3 separate regions of the Mus musculus genome follow, and all the other regions are linked to region 1. Evidence: chromatin loops called from intact Hi-C (ENCODE). Cell type or tissue: left cerebral cortex. All regions are shown on one strand.

What was found. Peaks named below come from ENCODE experiments on the same cell type or tissue, not always from the same donor. Only the 100,000 strongest peaks of a DNase experiment are listed, where the experiment ranks them.
Region 2: it touches region 1 in a loop (2.3-fold over the local background); 6 of 42 quality-filtered maps call a loop at or near these places.
Region 3: a loop joins it to region 1, with 3 times the contacts of the local background. A loop is called at or near these places in 8 of 42 quality-filtered maps.

What each region holds. Positions count from the first base shown.
Region 1 is chr12:3,802,933-3,810,932 of GRCm38, reverse strand. It overlaps Dnmt3a (DNA methyltransferase 3A), which reads right to left and starts at 3,953. Exons shown (of 23, transcript NM_007872.4): 1 at 3,813-3,953. In left cerebral cortex, CTCF peaks have their summits at 4,308 and 4,508; DNase peaks (open chromatin) are centred at 2,821, 3,959, 4,509, 4,894 and 4 more places; H3K4me3 peaks cover 3,507 bases; H3K27ac peaks cover 3,359 bases.
Region 2 is chr12:3,851,232-3,859,231 of GRCm38, reverse strand. All of the region lies in intron 3 of Dnmt3a (DNA methyltransferase 3A), which reads right to left. Among named protein-coding and RNA genes, the nearest start is that of Dnmt3aos, 7.0 kb to the left of the region's middle. In left cerebral cortex, CTCF peaks have their summits at 3,019, 5,065 (motif pointing right) and 6,530; DNase peaks (open chromatin) are centred at 2,965 and 3,306; H3K27ac peaks cover 3,563 bases.
Region 3 is chr12:3,866,947-3,874,946 of GRCm38, reverse strand. Dnmt3a (DNA methyltransferase 3A) reads right to left here. Exons shown (of 23, transcript NM_007872.4): 5 at 2,069-2,112; 6 at 1,519-1,665. Among named protein-coding and RNA genes, the nearest start is that of Dnmt3aos, 8.7 kb to the right of the region's middle. In left cerebral cortex, CTCF peaks have their summits at 3,116 and 3,959 (motif pointing right); DNase peaks (open chromatin) are centred at 3,079, 3,497, 4,645 and 6,154; H3K27ac peaks cover 4,093 bases.

The sequences.
Region 1 (8,000 bases):
ACAAATGACCCTAAATAAGCCCTTAAAGTTTACACAAACCCCCTTATAATGCCAGCACTTGGGAGACAAAGGCTAAGAAATTAGTTGAAGGCCAGTCTACAGAGCTTGACTACAGAGCAGGGCCCTCCTACTCAAGGGTAGGAGGGGACAGGAGGAAAGGGGACAGGAGAAAGGAGCCTGGCACCTTTAATTTACTATTAAAGCCCTGGTCGGGAGCAGCAGAGTTCCTGTAGAAACCCAGCCTTGCTGAGAAAGCTGCCGGCTTCTAAAATGGAGCTAGAGCCAACTCCCCCAAGGATCACACTGCAGCTCTGACTTCTACCAGCCAGACCTGCTCAATCAACAGCAGGGAGGAGGTGGTGAAGGAGACTTAGGTCAGGACCTGGAGGCGGCAGTAAGTGCTGGGGGGGGGGGGGGGTAAACAGCCCTTCTTTCTCAGGCCCTGCAAGGCAGAGCCAACCACATAAGGAACGGGACAGAACCCGCTTGGCCTCTCCCACAAAGACCCCAACCCAGCTCTTAATGCTCCAGGGGCTCCTAGGTCCCTTCCTAAGGGCTGGAGTGTTCATGGGAACATCCTAGAAGAGGGTCCACCCATCTGAAAGGTAAGGCTCTGTGTGCCTTATCTAGCTCCCTGAGATGGAAATCTTGAGGGAATCTGGGAAGTAACTTGGGTCTGGGGGCGTGGGGGTGGAGGAGAGCTGAACTCTCCAGGTGCTCTCTCAACGGAGGCCTACATGCAGGCAATAACCACTGGACTAACCAGCAACTGAAGGGCTAGGACAGAATGCATCCTAGGAGAGAGTAGGGAGCCTGTCTAGTAGCCTTCCTCATGGGCACCACTAATGTCGAATGAACGGAACACTCAGAAGAAGGCAGATCACCTTCAGTTCCTCCCACCCAGAGAGGCTGGACAAGGATCCTTCAGCTCCATCTTGTCCGTTGCTGGCTTGTGGGAAAGAATGGGGGACCGGGCATGGAACTGATGGTGAACTACCTTTAGGGACCCAGGGACATACAACAGCTTGGACTGGGGACAACCCTTGCAAGTTACCCACACACACATTTCCACACAGTACATTCAGGAGAGCACCAAGTGGAGAGGCTTCAGGGAAGCTGTGGTTTCCATCCTCTGCAGTCAGACCTGACAGATCAACACGTCATCTCTCCCCTCTCTGCCAAAGCCCACCCCTGGCAGCCCCTACCTTCTCCATGACCACTACCGTGGAGGGAAAACATACCACTCTAGCCCTATTCTGGGTCTGAAATTCCACCAGGAAAATCAGAGCCATAGAATTTCAAAGTTGGAATGGGCCTGCAAGCTGCATCCAACCCCCACCCCACAGAGGAATCCTGCCTGCAGACACCCTGACAAATGGCCATTGGCGGCCTCTCTTGGGCTCCTCCACTGTGGAAAGCAGACCTTGAGTCTAAAGGGAACACACCTTTCCTCAGGTTAGGCTCCTGGCGAACACCGGAGAGGCTGGGCCAAGTAACAAGAAAAAGTTTGGGCCACCAGGAGCACACGAATCAGGAGCTGCAGATCTGATGGGGGAAGGGTGCAAAGATAAAGCATGGAGGGGGGGGGGGAGGAGTGCGGGGGGGGGGGGGCTCTGAGAGGCAGCAGGGCCTAGAGAAGGAGGCCACAGGGAAGGGGGAGGAAGGTGCCAGACCTATGACATAAGTTGGCTTGGGGGCCCCTACCTGGACACACACACACACACACCACTCTTCGACAGAATTACCTGTCAATAACAGCTCCACAAGGGCCTTAATGGACCCCAGAGGCAGAGGGGACAAGTCAGCTTGCCCCCAAAGCCCACAGGAACTTACACAACCCAACTATCCAAAAGCAAGTGACTGCTCTAACTACCTGCAAATGGCCCCTGTCTGCACAGAGGATAGCCCAAAGAGGGTCTGCCAGGCTGCTGGGCTTTCCAAATCCCACAGGTCAGTCCTAACACCCCAGCAACGCAAGAATAGCTCCCCAGGCTGCAGCTGTCACATCTGCCTGGGAGGGAGGAGGCACAGTGGAGTAGCACCTGATCCCAGAATCCCTGCACAGCCTGCCCAGGAGGAGGTTCAGCCGCTGGCAGCTCAGGGTGAAACATGAAGACTGAACTGTCCCCGGGGATGCTGATGGCAGTCTCTGGGCACTGCAGTGAGGGGCAAGCTGGGTCACTCGGCCGAAGATACTCCTCCCCAAGGCTCCTGTCCCCTCTGGTTTGAGAGGGGGCAGTTATGCAGTCCCTAGCCCGCCCTTCCTCCCCAGCCCTACGCAGGTCAGAACTGCCCAGCTGGGTGCAAGACGCCATCTTAGGTCAAGGTGCAGCCACAGAAGGCTCCCCCTGGGAGCCCGGGAAGGGAGCTCTGAGAACCCAGTGGGAGCCTTCTCTCACCCAGGGTGTCCACACCTACTCAGCTGGCCTTGCAGGAAAAGAGGAGAGGAGGGGATGCAGAGACAGGGGGAGAGCAACTACTGAGTGGGGAGCGAAGGGAGAGGGTGCCCCCAAGAAGGCAGGCTCCAGGAAAGCAAAATGAAGTTTGGCAGCCATAGGGCTGCGGGCCCCGCGAAGAGGGGTTGGGGGAGGCTGGGGGCGGGCCCTGGACGCACGCCAGCTCGGTCCGCGCCAACGAGGGAGGGCAAGACGGCGTGGAGTAGGGAGTCCGGGTGAGGGCAGGACACGGACCGCGGCCGGAGCCGCTCGGAGGCTCGGGTGTCTCCTGAGGTGAGGGCAACATGGGGACTGAGACCCCCGATCCGCAGCCTCGGCGAGGCCTCGTCCTTCACTGTGCAGATGCGAAGCTTTCAAGGACACGTCTACACCGGCCCGGCGGGGGTGCGTGTGAGTGTATGCAAGGGGAGTCTGCCTCAGGGGGCGACCCCGGCATCCCCACCGGAGACATTTCCAGCCTTGCTGCTCCCGCCCCCGCACCTTCTAGTCCCCCGCGGCCCGGCCCGGGGATCCTCGCCCACTCCCGCCCCGCCCCCATACTGCGGCGCCGCCGCCGCCACCACCACCCCGCTCCCACGGCCCGCAGCGGGGGCAGGGAGGAGCCGGGCGCGACGCCCCCCCCTCCACGCCGTTCCGCCTGGCCTCCGCGGGAGCGTGCGCCCCCGAGCGGGCACGCTCCCCACGCGCGCGCCCCTCCCAGGCCCGCCGGCGCCCCGCACCCCCAAGCCACAGGTGGCCGCGGGAAGATCGCGACGCCGCGCTCCCCGGCGCGGGCCCCGGCCGCCCCTGGGCCCTGCCGGGGGCCTCCAGGGTCCCCCCCGCCGCGCGGAGCCTGCAGGCCCGGGGGAGGGGCGGGGCGGGCGCGGGGCCCGGGTCGTGCCAGGCTGCCATTTTCTGCCGTGGCCACGGCGCTCCCCGGCCGCCCGCGCCCCCTCCCCCTCCTCTCCCCTCCCGCCGCCCGATTCCCGGTCCCGTCCGCACTCCGCAGCGCACGGCCGCAGGCCCCGACCGGGCCCCCGGGCGGGGGCAGAGCCCGGAAGGCGGAGGCGGCGGGGCCCTGCGGCAGCGCGCGTCGGGCGGCGCGCAGGCCGGCGGAGGCCCCCCGCGGCATTGTACGGACTTGAACTTGAGCCCGGGCCGGGCGGGGGCGCCGAGGGGCGTCCGCGGCGGAGGCGGCGCGCAGAAGAGGAGCGGCGGGCGAGCGGCGGGGACATAAACAAACCCTCGGCCCGGGCGGTCCGCGCTCTCAGCACCGCGCGCCGAGTTGCGGGGTCCGAGCCGCGCTCCCCACCGCCTTGCTGTGCCCTCCCGCCCGCCCGCCCTCTCAGCTCCCGGGCCGCAGGCCGTGCTGGTTACCGTGTGGCCCGGCGGGTCGGGCGGCCCGGCTCGCCCTGCTGCCGCGGCGCCGCGTCCCGGCTCGTCCTCTGCTCGCGCCGCCGCCCGCGCCGCCTCCCGGCCCGCCCGCTGCCTGCCGCGCTCCCTCCCTCCGTCGCTGTCGCGCTCCCTCTCTCCGCCTCCTCCGCCGGGTCCCCCCCGCCCGCCTCTTCTCTCCGCCTTCCTCCTTCCCTCCCTCCGGCCGCCCGCCGCCCAGGCCTCCGCCCGCCGCTCGCCCCCCGTGGCCGCGCTGGCTCTGGCCCCGGCGCTGCGGAGCCGCCCGGGAGGCAACCCCGGGGGCCCCGGGGCGCCGCGGCGGGAGCTATCCGAGCCGCGGACGGTCCTAGCGCCCCCGGCGGGAGGAGCGGGTTCGGGACCCCGCCGCGCCCCGACTGCGGCGCTCCGGGCCGGGCACCCTGCCGGAGCTGCGATCTCGGCCGCCCTGTGCCCCTCGGGTGGTCCCCCGGCCGCAACCTCCCCACCTTGCGGCGCCCCTCTACCTGGCGCGGCTTCTGCGCTGGGTCCCCGCATCCAGCACTGGTCGTAGGGACAGCTGCCCCTCCTCTCCCGGGCCGGTGTCAAGTGCCTGCCCCCCCCCGTCCCCCCCCCTCGCCGCCCGCGGAGCCCCCGGCGGCCTTCGCCCTGCAGTTCTCCCGACCTCCACCAGAGCCCACTGCGCTTTGCGCGCCTCAGCACTGGGGCTGGGGACAGCAGCGCCTGCTCAGCCGCGTCGCCACCCACAGCCAGGTGCCGCGGTGGCCAGACGGCTGCACAGGGCCAAGGTCGGAGCGCCTGGCGCCTCGAGGCCATCCTAGAGCATCGAGCACCGCCACGGAGTGGGCTCCCTAGAAGGCAGTAAGCTTTCCGTACCTTGAGGTGTCCAAAAAGAGTTGGATGCCCTCAGGTGGGCTCTGGAAAGATCTGAAGAGGTGGAAGGTTGAACTAAATGACATTGAAGGCCTGCCTCTTCCAGCTGCAAGATTCTCTGCAGACGGGCACTAGACCTGGCTCCCTCAGTGTGGGGGTGCTCTCAGGGCTCCGGGTCTGTAGTGCTCACCTCTCCAGCTACCATCACTGGAGCTTGGCACTGAATCCCCTGACTCCCAGCCTCCTTGTCAGGCTCCTCCCTCCTGTCACTGGACAGCACCATCCATCCAGCCCTTCAGTGCCCCAGTGTCCTGAGTTGCATCTCCCACACCCACGGCACACTTATTTGCAGACCCTCAATGCTGAAGCAGGTTCCCATAGAACACGCCCCACCTAGAACACTTCACCCCATTTGAGGATCAAAGGGACAGTTGCCTAATTCATTGAAATACAGAACCACCCTTTCCTATTTGCAGGGCACATTTACACTTCAGTCTTCCCTACCCCAAAGCAACTGTCCTGACCTTTCCTAATAGCACTCAATATCGCACCCCCACCCTCCACTACTGGTGTTCATTTCTGCCACCCATAGTCTTTCACCTGGCCAGTTCTTAGGACTCGTCATGCCCTGTGAGGACAAGGACACCGTTTGCCTTCAATACAGCTCAGCACCTGTACATGCTACGTCCTCATAAATGTTGGTTGAATGACTGTATGAACTGCAGGCTTCCTGTATCCAAATCCATAGCCCTCCAAATGATGCTCCCAGCTTGACTAAGGACAAGACCATTTTAGAGAAAGGCCTCGACTTCAAGAGTTATATGGCACTACCTCTAAAGAGTAGCCACCAGCCACCAAACACTTCCATCTGTCGAGTGACTTGTACTGCTCCAACTTTTCAGTGAAGAAACCCATGCTTGGACTGGGGATGGAACTTGGTGGGAGAGCATTTGCCTGGTAACCTCCAAGTCTTGGGTTCAGGATTTAACACCACAAACAAAAAGCTCACCATGAGGCTGGAGAGACTGGCTCAGCAGTCCAAAGCACTGGCTGCTATTCCAGAGGACCTGGGTGTAGTTCTCAGCACCCACATGCCAGTTCACAACTGACTATTAACTTCAGATCCAGGGGATGTGGCAGGGATATGGTACACAGGAGCAAGAAAAACATGCTTATGCACAATTTTTAAAAGCCATCCAGGCTTAACCCTGAGTTGGGAAGTGGCAGAGCAAGAGTTAAGTCCAGGTTCATTTGACTCAGGTCAGCATATTACAGTGGGAAGAAGCCAAAACTGACCAAATGAGAGAGCCAAATGTAAGTCTGTATTCAGTACTGATGGTGCTGTCATGGGGAGCCATGACAGCATGGGATGTCTGTGATGCTCATGTAGTCAGGCCCACAGCAACTGTCAGGGGACTTGGGACCAGTGTGTAGCAGTTGCAGGGCGTCACCGTTGGCTCGAGACACCAACACTGCGTCTTTGGTCCAGCGAGGAAGCACATCAGTGCTGGGTGCTGCTGAGACGGGCTTGACCTTGAGGCTCTGTCACAGTTGGAATAAGAAGCATCCCTCTAGATAGGCTCACACATTAATGGGCAGGCCCTTTAAAGGGCTGGCCCTCTGCAGGTGGTGGGCTTTTGTTGTTGTTTTGTGGGGTTTGGTTTTGTTATTATTGTTGGGTTATTTTTGAGACAGAGTCTCTGTTATGTAGCCTTGGCTGTCCTGAAACTCATCTTGAGACTAGGCTGGTCTCAAACGCATAGAGATCCATCTGTCTCTGCCTCTCAGCGCTGGGACCAAAGGTGTGTGCCACCACACCCAGTGTTGTGGTACTGTTTTGAGAGGTTCTGGAAGCTGCGGGAAGTGGGGCCTGGCTGGGTGACCTAGGCCACTGAGTACCTTTTCTTGGGGGATATCCCTTGCCTCTCTCTGTCCCTTGCCCTGCTTCCTGACTGCTCCTCCAGCCCCCACCCCCACCATCTGCACCTGCCACCATAGTATTCTGCCTCACAGCCGGCCCCAGGAGCATGGCCCGGGACTAAACCCTCAGGAACTGTGAGCCCAAGGATGTATTTCCCCGATCAGACTGGTCTTGTGACATATTTTGTCACAAAAAGGGAAGCAGTGAGCACAGGCTTCTACACCCCCTACTTTGGTCCTAGACATTTTGGACAGAGGATGCAGCATCCATTCCAATAGAGAAGGTTATCCCCATGGTACCTACTCCCATATCTCAGTGCCATATCTCAGTGGCTTAAAAACACCAAGTTCTAGGGTGGTTTGGTGACTCTCCCAAAAGCCAAATGCAGTATCACCATGTATCTCTGAAATCCCAGCGTTAGGTATATATCTAAAAGGACAGAAAGCAAGCTGGGTGTGGAGGCATACGTCTGTAATCCCAGTTCTCGGGAGGCAGAGGCAGGAGGATGGCCAGGTCTACATGGTGAGGTTTGGGGTAGCTTGAGCTACATATGCAGACTCTGTCTCACACAAACAGGGTAAAAAGAGGGAGCTTGTAGAGTTTGTGCAACAACACTTCTAACTATTTGCAGTAGCCGCAAATGGGAGCAACCTGAATGTCCACCTACCAACAGATGAATGGATAACCATAATGTCTTACCATATATGCAGTGGCATATTACAGAGGCTTGAAAGGGAAGCAACACGGATGAACCAGTCACAGACACCAAGGTTGCATGGTTCTATTTACATGAGGTGCCTAGAGTAGTCAAATCTGTGAACATAAAATAGAATCTTAGCTACCTGGGTCTGGATGGGGAGCATGGCAGAGTGTTTAACTGCTAGAGCATCATCCTGAAAATGAATGCTTTCTAGAGATAGGTCGGTGGGGTATGAGCTAATACAGATAAAATAGTGACATTTGTGTTATGTGCATTTGACTCCAATAAAATAGTATGAAGTCACTGTAAGTGCCATGGATCCTTTGTGGGTTTGCTGTGCCCGTGGGTATCCAGAGCCTCTGACCTACAGAAAGAGCCACCATCTAAGGGGAAGCACCAGAGGATGTCACCTGTCAATGGGCATGTCCTTGAAGGATAAAACCAGACATACAGCTCCATTTAACGACAAAATCTGGGACCACATGCAAAGACCAGACATGTTAGGATGAGGATGTAATGTAGTCAGTAGAGTGCTTACCTAGTGGGCACCAGAGCAGGAAACTGGTGCAGCACACACCTGTAATTCAAGCAAGTAACAGGTAGAAGAAGGAGGATCATACGTTCAAAGTCATCACAAGTTTGAGACCAGCCTGAGCTAACTGAAACCCTGTCTGTCTGTCTG
Region 2 (8,000 bases), 48 kb before region 1:
CCAGGGCTACACAGAGAAACCCTGTCTCGAAAAAACCAAAACAAACAAACAAACAAACAAACAAACAAATAAATAAGAATAGCCGCCCCGCCCCAAATTCATGATAAAGTATATATAAAATTTGTCTTTTTAACCATTTTGAAATATACATCGACTACATTCATATTCTTTGACCATCACCCCACATAGAAGTTCTTCACCCCATGGTAACCCCTGGCCTATGCTTCACTCCCACAGCCCTCGCCATATAGATGACAGATGTGGACAGCTGCTGGGCCCAGCCTCATCCAGAGAACTGTGTCCCCTGTGGCATTCCCCACCCCCACCCACAGGCCACACTGTTTACAGAGCTCCTATTCACCATTCCAGCATTCACCATGCTGGGGTAATGGCTTCTTTACAGTGTACCTCCCTTCTGGACTGTGGGCTCTGTCTTTCCTTTCTCTACTCCAGGATCCTAGCACCCAGCAAAGGACATGGCATCCATTCCTTGATAGAATCAAAAAACTTAATTGTCTCAAGGCTCCCGAGCAATATGTGGAATCCATCTGAGGAAGATGGCTCCAAGGCTGGCCTCTGCTCACACACATCCCTCATACTCTTCAGCAAAGCTCCCAGGGAGACCCAAGTACAGGACAGCCATCTGAAGGACCTCCCAGGCTGAGTTTCCCTCACAGGCAAGTAAGCTTTACCGTGAAAAGAAGGGTAGCCCACCCCCCACCCCCCACCCCCCAGTTCAAGGGGGAACTAGGTGCCAATCAAGGATCCTCCTGCAGGGCCTGGCTAGACGCTAACCAGTTCGAAGTCCCTGCCACCCACGCCATGCTTCAGCTAACTTTGCTGCAGTGTAACTCTGGCCCATCCTGCCCTTGGTGAGGCCATGCCTCTCAAAGCAAAGCCAAGGGGGTTAAAGTACTATGCTCATCCTACCCTAGTAGTGCCACTCCAGAGTCTTTGCCACTCTCTGTTAAACCTGTCCCAGCTTAGCACTGTCCCCTCCACTTGGTCATTCCCTATCCTTTCCTGGCTTCTCAGATAATGTCTTTCCTGAGGTGCAAAGAGCTGCCGTGTGTGTTGCATCTGTTAATATTCTTAATGAAAACAAAACAAAACAAAACAAACAACAACAACAACGAAACACCTGACAAAAGCAACCTAAGGAAGGCAAGGTTCATCCCAGGACGCCGTCCATCACATCAGCGGGAGCTGAAGGCAGCTAGCCACATTGCACCACAGCCAGGAAGTAGAGATGGATGTCGGCAGCCAGCTTGCTCTCTCCGTTTTTATCCAGTTCAGGATCTCGACACAAGCAATGGTGCTTCCCTCATCCTGGTTGGTTCTTCCAACTCCAGTGAACCCACACTAGCATCTCTCATAGACACACCCAGAGGTTATTCTCTTAGACGAGTCTCAGTCCTGTCAGGTTGGCAGCCAGTGTGAAGCATCTCAGGTACACAGTGTCTAGGTGAGGGTAACAACAGGGAAGCAGGCCATCTCCTAGGTAACACATACTGGACAGCGCTGTACGCTAGAAGAGAGGCTGGTGTGGCTGGACCCCAAGGAGGACACAGCAGCTGGGACCAACACACCTGAAATCATTGTTACAAGTGGCCCTAGACTGTGTGCCTCTGGCAAGGAGTCAAGATGGGGCAGAAATCAAGGTGGTTTTTGTTACTCTTTTAAATTCATTGGAATAATCCCCCAGTAACACCAGCTATGCTTCCCCCAACCTCCTCCCATGTTGATGGGGAGTCCAGCATGCCTGGCAAGTGCTCTGCCCCTGAGCTCCACCCCCAATGCCGGGAGCAGCCATCTACAGTGCCATCTACAGTGATCTCTAGCAGCTCTGTCTCAGAAGCTCTCTGACAACAGTGTCCCTGACAGTGTCCCTCTTGAGCCACTGCCGGGGCCTGGGCTTCTCCTTTTACTCCATCATCTGACCAGCGAAGGACACTCTGTTTTTCTATACCTTCACCAGGCCAGGATTTGCCTCTGCTCAATGCTCCCTTTATTCCCAGGCCTTAAAGGATACAGAGTTAGAATACAAGGTGTGACTGTGTATGCCTGTCAAGAAGCTGGGTACAGTGGCACACACACCTTTAATCTCTATACTCAGAAGGCAGAGAAGGCAGATCTCTGGGAGTTTGAGGCTAGCCTGGTCTACATTGTGAGTTTCAGGATACCCTGTTCCAAAAACAAATAAAATAAAATAAAATAAATAAAATAAACAGTAAACCCCCTCAGGTCTCTTGCATACTATCTTTCCAGATAAGACTCATTTTTAACGGAACTGCCTGCCCCACCTTGCTCAGCATTGCCTCAGCAGGACCTGCCACTTCCCCTTGGTTCCTGCCCTCCTTTAAGGGCCAGGGAAGCCCCACATTTCCCAGTATATTTTCCCTGGTTTCTTTGACCCTCAAGGTCCACACCTGCTGGCACCCCCCACCCCCACCCCACTACCGCCACCACTGGCCTCCCTCAGAATTTTCTTGCATGCTCTGGAGGGCAAACCTTAGGAAGAGTTAAACTCCCCATGCACCATCCCAGCTGTCTTCTGGAAGGCCACTGCTGGGGTGTGACCAGGAGCAGCAGCCCAGGACTAAGAGAGCCTAAAACCAAGGGAGAGCGGCCATCAAGCCTCTGCTTAAAGAGCTAGCAAAGTGCAGGACTGGTCTTGAAACGAGGAGAGGATTCAGTTCTGTTGGAGAAGAACCAAATGGCTCTTAGACTGGAAAATAAGCCACACTGCAAAGCCCTGGGAGCCGGAAAACTGCCCAGGCAGTGGAGGCTCAGCCCAGCGCTGCCTGGCTTCCCCTGGCTTCTGTCCTTCTGCCCTATAGCACTGCCCTCTGTAACCCACTGCCTCCAGGCTGTGCAGGAGGCTGCTGTGGAGTAAGTAGCCCAGCCTGCCTCAGCTGAGCTTGGCGCCAGCTCCCACCCACTCCTCCTCCCGCCCTTGCTGGGTTATTCTTAGCAAGAGTGACCTCAGAATGCACCCTCCAAGCAAAAATAACCCTGGAGGAAGTTGGTGGGTATAAATCCCCACTGATATGCATGCCGCTAGCAAACAGGGTGTAGACCTTGCAGGGCCTGTCACCCCCACCAACCAACCACAGGGTCTGGTGGGCCAAGGCAGAAACTGTCCCTCTGCTGCTCCAGCTAGAACTACCCACAAAGAACAGAGACCTCTGCAGAGCTGTCTGGGCTTGTGACCACAGTTCCACTTGTCACAGTGCAGGGTCTTCAGGAGCTGGTGAGCAGGGCACCAGCCCTTTCTTTCCACTGAGCCGCACACACAGGCCTGATTTTACATGCCAGTCTCCTCCTCCCCAGCCCACAGGCCCTGGCCCAGGTGCCAGCTCCCTTCCTAAGGCCCTCCTAGCCCAGCAGCTGGCTTCCTGTTTCCTGTTGCTTTGCAGTATCTTAGCTTTCCCCAAGGCAATGCTGCCAACACGGCAGGCCCAGGCCTACTCTGAAGCAGCTTCACCTCCCAGGCTCTGTACCACCCCAGCCTCCCCAGCTATACCTGGAGTCCCAGGATTTGTGTCATATTCTCCCTCAGTTACATTTTCTTTCTTTCTTTTATTTTTTTATTTTTGAGACAGGGTCTCACGTGGCCAAGGCTAGCCTTGAACTTGATGCTGGCTCAGGATGACCTTGAATTTCTGATCCTCCATATCTCAAGTCTTGGCATTACAGGCATGTTTATGTGGTGCTGGTGTCATGTATATAGAATGCTACCAATGCGCCACACACCAAGACCTCAGCTTTCTCTGAGGTGTTTTGAGACAGTATGCTTGCTTTCAAACAGCCCTGCATTCATATACTAACTTAAAAAGGCTTTGGGGACCCAGGCTCCCAGGGAGAAGAGAAGCAGGGGGCTCACAGTAGGGGGTCCAAGAAGTGAGTCTTTTCATTATTATTGGGGTATGTGAGAGCTTGTGCATTTGTGTGTGTGTGCATATGTGTATGTGTAACACACACACACACACACACACCACACATTCATGCCATTGGCACTCTTCCAAAGGTCGGAGGACAATTCCTGAGAGCCAGTCTCCATCCCACAGAGATTCTTCAGGCTTTTACCTACAAAGTCATCTTGCTAGCCTGAAGTAAGTCTTTGAACCGGCCTTTTCAGGCAACAAAGTGCTGTGCTATTAGCCTTTTTATTCTCATTGCTCGATTGTAGGTAATGAAATATGTTCTATTTGCCAGACATGCAAAGGAGCCAGTATGGATTGTGGCAAGTTCAAGGACAGCCCAGGCTACAAAGTGTCTATCTCAAAAACCAATCAGCCAGTGGAGGAACAAGCTCTACTTATCCAGAGTAAAAGCAAATCTGATTTAGGAGAGCACTGGGAGCTGCGATGGGGCTGGATTCTAACTTCTCTATTTGCTAAGAAAGTGTATCATTGTTTAAAAAAAAAACCAACAAACATGAATACTAATATTCATTATTAAAAGAAGGGGTGGGAGGAGTTATGGGAGGGGAGAGGGTGTCCAGGGCTGGAGGTGGGGCTCAGGGGCTGAGCACTCAGCTGAAGATGTGTAAGCTAGGTTTGAGTACCACTCGGTGAGTAAGTATGTAAATAAGTAAATAAATGAGATTGCAGTTTAGAAACCTCAAGCTCCTAGACACTGACTCAGAGTTCTCTGCGGACAAGCAGCACCCATGGCTCTGGTGGTGAGGCGTGCAGACCATTTTGGTCAAGCAAGTACCTTTGCTTGCTGAACTACCCCCCACCCCCACCCCAGGCCTGGGCTTCACTTTCAAGCGAGGCTTGATGGGGTTTGGCTCCAAGGGAAGAGGCAAGGAGGGCTATCAGACCACACAAGTAGGGAGAATGTGCCTGGAGCACCCTGTGGGGCAGCACGAATACAAGGTTCTTCTGTCCAAGACAGGTTAAGTGTTGGGCACAGTGTGGAGGGGGCAGGAAAAGGGGACAAGAAGGAGCCAGAAAGTCAGGGCCAGTGTTCTGGATCTTGTCTTTTTTTTTTTTTTTTTTTTTTTAAGAGATGATTTATTTTATGTGTATGAGTACTCTGTCTTCATGCACACCAGAAGAGGGCATCAGATCCCATTACAGATGGTTGTGAGTCACCATGTGGTTGCTGGGAATTGAACTTAGGACCTCTGGAAGAACAGCCAGTGCTCTTAACCACTGAGCCATCTCTCCAGTCTTAAGATAAATGGAGTCCATGAGCCAGGTGGGGTGGCACATGCTCTTAGAGGCTGAGGCAGATGGATCTCTGTGAGTTCAAGGCCATCCTGGTCTACAAAGCAAGTTCCAAGACAGCAGGGCTATTACACAAAGAAACCCTGTCTTGAAAAACTAAAACAGAAAGAAAGGAAGGGAGGAAGGGAGGGAAGGAAGAAGGGAAGGAGCCACAGAGGAAGGGGAGAAGGGAGGGAGTCCTAGAGCTGGAAAGATGGCTTAACCATTAAGGTTGCTACTTTTCTAGAGGACCTGGGACTCAGATTCCAAGAACCTACATGGCAGCTCAAAACCGTTTGTTAACTACAGCTCTAAGGGATCCAACACCTCCTCTGCTCCCTTGGCCTCTGTGGGCACTAAGCATATACATGACACACAGACACACTTGCAGGAAAAACACCCATACAGATAAAAATAAATAAAATAGAAGGAAAAAGAAAGAAATGGAAGTCTGCTGGGCTCAGTGGCACACACCACACACCTGTAATCCCAGTACTCCAGAAGGCCAGCCTGGTTAATATATAGTGAGTTCCTGGACAGCCAAGGCTGCATAGTCTGTCTCCGTCTCTCTGTCTCTCTGTCTCTCTCTCTCTCTCTCTCTCTCTCTCTCTCTCTCTCTCTCACACACACACACACACACACACACACACACACACGCACACGCACACGCACACGCGCACGCGCACACACACACAGTGAGACACAGAGAGAGAGATGGCAGACTCTCAAGAACAGACCTGCTAAGCAGCTTACTATTGTGACTACGCCTCTCCAGGACTCTAGATTGGAAGGCAAGTTTCCATGTGAAGGGCAAGAAGCAACAGTGGGTTCTGGGAAGTGAGCTCCTCTAGCTAGGAAACTAACACAGCAGCACCCAAGGACAGATGTCTAAGAATCTGTTGCACAGGCTTGGGGACAAATTGAGAAGGCGCCAAAGGTGTTTAATTTGGGGGCTGGGGAGGCCCAGATGTGTAGTTGAACTCCTCTGTCCAGTGCTGCAGAGTAGAGCTCGCATGATCGAAGTTCTCCTCCTTGGCCACACTTGGCCTCTTTCTCGGCTTCCCCTTCGTTAGCTCACTGCCCTTCCTCAGACCTGCCTGGGACACACAGGGCTGCTCCAGAGCTCCTAGGGAATCTAATTCCAGGGCTGCAGCAGACCCACAGAAGCCTGCTGAGCGCTGCTGCAAAGGAGAAAAGGACACCAGGAGGGAGGAGAAAACCTGGGCCGCACCTGCCCCACCAGAGCTAGGAACCCAGACTGAGGCCATCAGTAGCCTGCAGTAACAGGAAACATCGCCAGGTGGCCTGCCAGTAAAAGCCGCAGTCTATAAGCTGACTTTCTGTTCCCTCCAACACATAAAGTTCCATTCTTGCCTGGTCCTCTTGGAGGTCAGAAAGAGTATCTGGTCCCCTGAACCTGGAGTTACATATGATTGTGAGCCACCAATGGATGCTGGAAGTCAAACCGGAGGTCCTCTGCAGGAGTAACAGGTGCACCAGCTAAGTCAACTCTCCAGTCCATTACAAAAAAAAATTTTAGGGGCTGGTGAGATGGTTCAGTGGGTAAGACTGCTCTTCCAAAGGTACTGAGTTCAAATCCCAGCAACCACATGGTGGCTCACAACCACCCATAATGAGATCTGATACCCTCTTCTGGTGTGTTTGAAGACAACTACAGTGAACTTATACTAATAAATAAATCTTTGGCCGGAGCAAGTTGGGTTGGCTAGAGCAAGCAGAGGTCCTAAGTTCAATTCCCAACAATCACATGAAGGCTCACAACCATCTGTACAACTAAAGTGTGTACTCATACATAAAATAAATAAATCTTTAAAATTTTTTTTTTAAATTTAACTCTTTAGACTGGGTCTCACATAGCCAAGGCTGGCCTCAAACTCACTATTTAACAGAGAATACCTTGAACTTGTTTTTGTTTTTGTTTTTTTGAGACAGGGTTTCTCTGTGTAGCCCTGGCTGTCCTGGAACTCACTTTGTAGACCAGGCTGGCCTCAAACTCAGAAATCCACCTGCCTCTGCCTCCCGAGTGCTGGGATTAAAGGCGTGCTCCACCACGCCCAACTTACCTTGAATTTTTATTATTATTATTTTGTTTTATTTGTTTTTGTTTTTGTTTTTTTTTTTTCATTTTTCGAGACAGGGTTTCTCTGTGGGTGTCCTGCAACTCACAGGCTGGCCTCAAATTCACAGAGATCTGCCTGCCTCTGCCTCCTAAGTGCTGAGACTAAAGGCGTGCACCACTACCACCTTCTGATTTTGAACTTCTAATCCTGCCACCACACCCAAGTGCCACCATGCGATGCCCAATATTATACAGAACTGAGATCCAACCCAGTGTTTCATGCATGCGAGGTGAGCACTCTACCAACCAAGTCTCCTTTATCTTATGTCCCAGACTCCTCAGTGGCACCAGCTTTTCAAGGGGCCTCTCCTCAGAGTACAGGTGGCTGCAGTGTCACCCAGAGCTGGACCACATCCACTTGATGCTTTGAATAATGTGCACTGAGAGGTCAGTGCTGGCCCTACCCCAAAAGCCCACAGCCTGGTCTGTGGACACTGAAATTATGCAAGTTTATTATCTGGCACACGCTGCCCATCTGGGCTCCACTGTGCTGTTTGCAAGCACCCCAGGAGGTACACAGGACAGGTATTCCTGACAGCCCATTTTATCAGGGAGGTCACACAGCTCAGAAGCGCCAACCATGACATCCTTTCTCCTGTCAAACTGTGATTGCCACGGTGCCAGGCAGGGATGAGTCTAGC
Region 3 (8,000 bases), 64 kb before region 1:
AGCCAGGTCTACAGTGTGGGTTCCAGGACAGCCAGGGCTACACAGAGAAACCGTGTCTCGAAAAACAAAACAAAACAAAACAAAACAAAACAAAACAAAACACCAAAAAACTTCATTTTCTGGGAGTGGGAGAAATCCTTCTTATTGTGGCTCTGGGTGGCCTCCACGTGATGCTTGAAGGAGACCAGGCCCAGGTCTACCTACCTCAGCACCTCTGCCTCAGGGTTCAAGAGCAGAGGCACTACACAGACTGGTGTGAAGCAGACCCTCTCTGATCCCCAAGGTCCCGAGAGAAGAAAGAGCAGCTCACTGTCTGAAGCTGTACCGTGCAGTCTCAGCGCTAAAAGCGCCCCTCTCAGACCCTGACCGAGCTGCCCTTTCTCCAGACTTTCAGAAGCATGCTTTCTGCCTTCCTGGATCCCAAAGGAACTGGAAACAATAAAGCAGCCAGAACCATGACCCTTCCCTCCCCTTGCTTGGAACTTTCTCCAGGACCAGCAAGCACATACTGTCATATAGTCTGAGGTCAAAACCCTGCTTCCTTCCCTCCCTGTGGGCGTGGTACCCACCACCCTCCCTTCCCAAAGCTGACCTTAGGGGACTAATGGACGCCTAGATCTTTATGTGGCTTCCCCTTTCCCTTTCCCAGCTCTGGGCTGCTTTCAGCTCTCTCAGGCTTGACTACCTTGGGGCATGGCCCCAGCCTGCATGCATGGCTACTGTATGAGAAAGCCACTCGCCCACACGCACCTCTCCTGGGAACCTCAGCCCCACGGCTGCTGCTCTTCCTTTCTCGTTGCCCCAAATCGTTGGCATCTCTGGGCATGAAATTCTGAGCCTCTGCCTCTCCGCCCTCTACTGAGTAGGCCCCACAGACCCTGCCTTCTCACACCGTGGTCTCTGCAGTCCCAAGCCCAGCCTCCAGCTCCCTGGCATCCCACAGTGAACGCGCCATCCCACCAGCCAGTCCTCCCATCAGAGGCAACAGCCCAGGCCAGACCTACAGTACTGGCTGTAGCAGTTCTCTGACCTTTCTATCAACATGCCCTTGATCCCATCGCCAAAATCCAGTGGAAGTGCCTGTCGCCATGGCTGTCACCTGCACCTGAGTCATTTCTTTCACTGTCCACACTTCTCTAGACACTTACACAATGCAAATGTTACCTCTTCCAAGAGACCCGCCTTGCCCATGCACTGCAGGTCCCACTGAGCCGCCGATTCCCCTTGGTTCTGTCCTCAGCCATCAGAAAGAACATCAACTCCATCCACAGCTGCCAGAGCGCGTAAGCACAGAGCCTGCCTGTGTGCACATACTACCTCATGCACAGCTAGCACCCATAACAAGATAAAGGACAACTGAACTTCATACTGCCTAGTAGCAGTTCCTGGAAGCACTAGGAGTTAACCGTAGGGGGAAACAGTCTCAGCTACAGCCCAACAAAAGTCCCAGAGGGCGGCTGGAACTGGCTTTTGGTTTGCCAGTTCCACACTTGGCATCAAGGATAAAAGGCGTCTCACCTCCCTTTTCCAACGTGCCAGCCACTCATCCCGTTTCCGTTTGCTGATGTAGTAGGGGTCCCCTGCCTGGAAGGTGAGTCTTGGCATGGGTCGCTGACGGAGGCTGGACTCCCAGCCCAAGCCACCTCGCAGTCGGCCCCGGGAGCCCTAGGACAGAGAGACAGGCAGGTATTAAGGTGGGCACAGGTACTCTGCAGGGTTCATTCCTCCTGGAGGGGAAACTGAGAGGGGTCACTCATCCCAGAGTATAGAAATTCTGGTTCCTGGCCAGAGGGGCTGACCCTCTGAGGAGGGATTAGGAGTTGGCAGGGACTCATGAACAAGGCAGAGAGGGGAAGTGCTTGACCTCTGGAGGGGGATGAGCTGGCTGCCTCACTAGGGGACTTCCAACCTCCACCCCCACTTCCTCTCCCTCTCACAAGGAACAACCAAAGATGGGGCAGGACCCACCCTCGGGCCCCTCACACACACTCGCCACAGTCCATCAGAGAGGTGGTTTTCTTCTAGAATCAGGACCCACAGGGCCCCTGTGGGTGAGGAAAACACTTGCCTCCATTTTCATGGATTCGATGTTGGTCTGCTTCTGTTCTTTGCCTGTGGAAAGGGAAGAACAAGAGGACTGTTGACGGAGTCACGGGGGTGGCTCAGAGGAGCCTGGGGGCCTCCATGGGATCAGGGTCCTCCTAGTGTTTGCTTGTTCATGTGCCGTCCACACAGACCATACCCGTGTGCCAGGCAAGGCCTGGAGCAAAGAGACCCTGGTCCAGGTTCCGGGCCCAAGAACACAGGAAGAAGACAGAACTCAGGGGCATGGCTTCTGGCCTTTGGACCCTGGTCTCAAGTACACAAAAGGGGCTCTGAAGTAGCCATCACCTGCTGCTTGACCCCAGCCCTCACTCAGAGCGAGGGGCAGGAGGGAGGAGGGGCAGAGCAGGGGCAGGAGGGTGGAGGGGCAGAGCAGGGGTTGGGCTGAAGGAACCAGGCTGTTACTCCTTTCTCATGGGGTAGGAAAAGGTGTTGGGGCACAGACAATGGGCCAGTGGGAATAGACCCCAGGAAACAGCTCCAATTACAAACAGTTCTAAATGGTATGGCCCTGCTACCAACATGGAAACTGCCCTCCATTCCTGGCTCTTTCTCAGGTTAAGATAAGGATTTTTGGGGGTGGGGGATGGGGACAGGGTTGTTCCATGTAGCCCTGGCTGTCTAGGAATTTGCTCTGTAGCCTAGGCTGGTCTCAAACTCACTGAGATCTGCCTCTCTCAGGTGCTGGGATTAAAGGTATGTGCCACCCAGCTAAGTCTGGATCCCCTCTTCACCATGACCCCCCCCCCCCAACCTCTGCTGTGTCCTCACTGATCCAAAGTGACATGTTCTAAGGACTGGTGTGAGCAATGAGTGCATGAACAGGGCTTGGCGCACAGTAGGTACGTTGTCAGCATGCTTCCCTTCCCTAAGGAACTCCCTGATGCACACGTTTCTCTGTTTCTTTGGCTTTTCTCAAAGTTCCGGGACTGGGCACTGATCCCAGTTCCTGGGAGGGACATCTGGGCTGGGAGCAGCGGTCTCCACAGCGCCATCTTTAGGAAGGACTCTTTGTGCCCGCATAGGCCGGACACGAGGGCAGTGACATCTTCCTGCCATTTCTGCACGCTTCTCTGGCTCCTCTCCCGGCAGCTCCGCGGCAGGCAGCTGGCTGTATGGCTTTTCCTATTAAGTAGGGAAAATTCGGCCGCCTTTCTTCACCTAGGTGCCTCAATTCTTTTCTTTGAGACTGAGAAAATACAGGGCTTGGGCCCAGAGCAGGAAGGTCGCTAAGGTTGGCTCATGTAGCTTGGTGTGCATGGGGTGGGGGGTTGGAGGTGGGTGGGTACGAAAACAAAGAGCCCCAAACAGAAAAAAAACAGCCCCTGGTACATCTCCTAGCTCAGAAGTGGAAACCACCCACAGCATTTATGGCTCTGAATCTTTAGCTTGGATCTTTCCCCTACTGTCAACAGACAGACCTGAGGTTTCTCTCTGCACCTGCCCAGAACGCTCTGTATCGCCACGTGTGCCGGGCTCCATCTAGAGGGGCTGAAGGGAGGAAGGGAGGGAGGGAGGGAGAAAGAAGGGGAGGGCAGAGCCCCTGCTGGTTACCCCGTGGGCTGTGAACCCCGTGGTAGGCAGGCGTGTCGCTGGGCCTCGTGGAGGTGGTGTGTGGGAGGAGCGTGGTGGCTGTAACCCTTGTGTGGGTGGGGGGTGTACGCCCTCCCAGTACAGGGTACGTGGTTGGCCTTTTAAGGCATATCTCATCCACCACGTCTCTTCCTCCCCGTTTCCTCCATGTCCTCTCACCCACAAGTCTGCTCCCCACTTTCCACGGGGTTCCCCCTCAGGCCTGCTCTGGGCCTCCCACCTCTAGGGCAAGCCCCTCCCTCGGACCTCGGTGCTCAGCCCATGACCTAGGCTGCCAGAAGGGGGTGCCTGCCCTGGATCGCGGCTCCTGCTGAGGCTGCAACAGCTGCTGCAGCAACCATGCAGCAGCCAGAGGAGGGTAGTGAGTGAGGAATCCAAGCTGGCCCAGGCTATTAGACTATGTACGGGACCTAGGAGTTTCCTGAATATCACTCCTTCCTACCCCAGTGTTTTTTAACTACGTTTACCAGGACTGATTTATTCATTATTTTTTATTTTTATTTTTTGTTTTTTTCGAGACAGGGTTTCTCTGTGTAGCCCTGGCTGTCCTGGAACTCAGTTTGTAGACCAGGCTGGCCTTGACTTCAGCAGTCCACCTGCCTCTGCCTCCTGAGTGCTGGGATTAAAGGTGTGGGCCACCACTGTTTGGCCTGATTTATTCATTAGACTACAAGAAAATTTTACCTGAAAAGAAGACATGGTTGAGTTTGCTAAATATTTCACAACAGGCAACAGAGGCCGTGAGTGGATTTCAGGGCTTCTGACTGACCTGCACTGCCACCATTATCCCTTGTGTCCTTTGCCAGTCATCCAGGCCCGGAGTCTTCCAAATGGAGACTTCTTGAAAAAGTTTCCAACTGGCTTCTTTCTGGAATTTTTTCCCTGAAAGACTGCGCATACCTACATGAGCTTTCTCACTGTCAGTCACATGCACGCACGCGCTCACGCAAACACTCTTCCCCTCTCCAGTCTGGCCAGCAGACCACAAACTGTCTGTCTCTGAACACCAGAGCTCTTACTCCCATATGCTCCTGGCTCAGACTCAGGGTCCCTGGGCTAGGTGCCTGTGCCTTCCAGAGTGGCTCTGGAGGACAGGAACATGACTCCAAGTTACCTCAGGTCCTGGGGACAGAGGAGGTCAGGGGCTTCAAGCACTTAACCTGTTGGCCAGAGACTATCCAGTAAAGACTACTCCAAGTTCTCTTTACAGTGAGACAATATCCAGGTGACAGGGCAGGCGCTAGATTTACTCTAAGCATGGTTACTGGCTCGTGTTTGTCCTCACGCTCACTCTGAGCAGAGCAGCCTTGGCTGACTCTCAGCCCACTCCTCCGTTACTAGGTTTTATGTATCCTAATCTGGCCTCCAAAGCTATAAGACAAGAGTGACCTGAACTTCTGACCCTCGTGCCTCCACCTATCAAGTTCTGAGACTACAAGTGTGAGGTGCCACACCTGCCTTCCCTACTTTTTTCCCCATAAGAAAAGCAGAGAAAATCAGGTCGTCTTCACATGGCCCAAGGCTGAAGTGAGAGAAGAGGGCTCTCAGAAAGCATGAGGATCTTTGAGGGAGAGCTACAGATTCTGCGTCTTGGCTTCCCAGGTACTATGGACCACAGCTGGCCAGAGGACCCTGAGCAGTGGGGTAGAGCACACTGTACAGTAGAGGCAGGCACCTGGGTTTCCAGGATGCCTGCAGCTCACAGTGGCACATATTTCAGAGAGCTCAGTGCCTTTCCTAGCCAGATACTGTGTTCCTTCAATGCACCTCGAGGGTGCTGGGATCACAACAAGGCAGGTACCAGGACAGTGCCTCCCACCTGGCAGGATGGAGCCAAAGCTCTAAGGCTGCTCTTTGACCTTGAGGGTTTATTTATCTCCAGGGCTTCCTTGTCTGCATCCAAGTTCTTAGGTACTCAGTCAGCCATCAAGTGTTCGTTAGACATGTTTGGTGTGTGCCAGGTTTTGTGCTGGTCTGTGGAAACCATCCTGAACAGAAACCTGGCTCTTGTCCTCAAGGACCTCACAGTTGGCTAGAGACTGTGTGCTTTCAAATGTGTCATGAGGACTAGACAAGTAGCCCTGGGTTAGACGCCCAGTACTGCGGTAACTGCTATGGTGCTCAAATCTCAGGATTTGGGAGCAGGATGGAAATTTAGGAGTTCAAGGTCACACTCCGCTTATCAAGTTTTAGGCCAGCCTCCTCTCTCCAAAACAACACAAAATAGTGACAGCAGAGCCAAATGTGCTGTTGTGCTTGAAGGACAGTGTTCCTGGGGCAAGGGGACAGATACAGAGCCACAGCAGCCAGGACTTGAGAACTGAAGCTGGCCCTGTCTGTCTGGTCATTATCAAGGGATGTGCTGAGGCCTGTCACAGGAGCAGTGGCGGGGGAAGAAGTGAGAACAGAGCATCAGGGACCTGACAGAAGCCACTAGACTGCAGTGGAGAGAGCCAGGAGGAAGGATGTGGCAGGCACTGGGTGGCAGGTGGCCAAACTAGGCTTTCCTGGCCGCCGTCTCACAGCTGACCTGGCAGGCTGTGATTGGAAGTGATGACTTTCCACCTAGATTCCCAGGGGTTCGCAAGGTCTGGGAGGGGGGGTGAGAGGTTGGAAGCTGCTTCGGATGTGGGGAGGAAGTGGTCCTGCTCTGACAATTCTTAGGCCAGCGAAACAGATCTGAAGAGATGAAGGGAGGCCACCAAACAGCAGAGGTCTAAGAGGTAAAGAAATGTTCAAGAAGAGGTGACGACCTGGGTTGGGGACTCAGACAAAGTCTGAGCAGGATAGGTACACTCCGAGTCTCAACTTCCATTTGACCTTGGGGAGTCAGGTCAGACTCACTCCTGGGTGACCCTAGACATCCAAGAGAGGTGGGCAGTGGCCTCCTGGAGGCTCTGTCCTGTGTGTTGGCGTATGGGGTCTGGCCACAGTTCCAGCAGTCAGCTGACAATGACTGCATCTCAGCTGAGGACTTCAGTGAGGAGATAGTTCCCCTCATTCCAAGGCTCTTTTCTGCTTCCTCTTCTCTCTCTGTTCACGAGCTCTCAACACTCCTATGAGGCCTGGACAGTTCAAGATCCATACGATACAGAGCATCAGATCAGAGGGGAGAGGCTCAAGAGTAAAGGTTAACCAGTCCTGGGTTCTAAAGGCAGCTCAGTTGGTACAGTGCTTTGCCCAGCATACATGAAGTCCTGGGTTTGATACCCTGGGTCCAAGCCTGAGAACCATATAAAAACAGGGACGGCCAGACAAGATGGCTCAGGAAATAAAGGTACCTGCTGCCAGACCTGACAATCTGAGTTTGAACAGGGCTTTACACGATGGAAGGAGAGAACAGAATACAAGTTGCCCTCTGGCCGCTTCATGTATGCTGTGGCATACTCAAGTGCCACACACACACACACACACACACACACACACACACACACGCACACACACGCACATAAATAATAAAATATACATCGTGGCGCCTACTTGTGCAATCCCAGAACTCCGGAGGTAGAGGAAGAAGTATCAGAAGTTCGAGGTCTAGGCTAGGCATTGATAGTGCATGCCTTTAGTCCCAGCACTCAGGAAGCAGAGACAGGCAAATATCTGAGCTTGAAACCTGGTCTACACAGTGAGTTCCAGGCCAGCCAGGGCTACACAGTGAGACCCTTAAAAAAAAAAAAAAAATTCCAAGAACAAAAAGTTAAAGTATTGAAAGTCAGAGGCCAGGTTTGGAGGCCAGAAACAAGTCACTTTTTTTTTTTTTTTTTTTGGTTTTTCGAGACAGGGTTTCTCTGTAGCCCTGACTGTCCTGGAATTCACTCTGTAGACCAGGCTGGCCTCGAACTCAGAAATCCGCCTGCCTCTGCCTCCCGCGTGCTGGGATTAAAGGCGTGCACCATCACGCCCGGCTACAAGTCACTTTCTAAGCTATACTTTTTTCCTGGTTAAGAGGGGGCTAATCAAACCTCTTGAACAAGATCGTTTGGAACAGAAAGTAGAACAACAAATGCAAAGTGCCTCAGAGAGAGCTTAAATATTTGCTGAATAATGAATGAAAGAGATTTCAAAATAAGTTTGGAAACCTCTTTTCTGGAAATGTTCCCTCCTCTGCATAAATATTAGGTTTGGATTCGTACAAAATAAGTTATGCCAATTAATCAATTTACTCATCCCATCATACACACTTGGAAGGAAGACTTCTTGAAATTAAAATGCACATATGCAAAGCAACCTGGCAGGCCCCGGAGGATCAAATGTGATAATGGAGGAGGAGGCGAGGTGTAAACTGTGAAGCCCGGTACAAACAC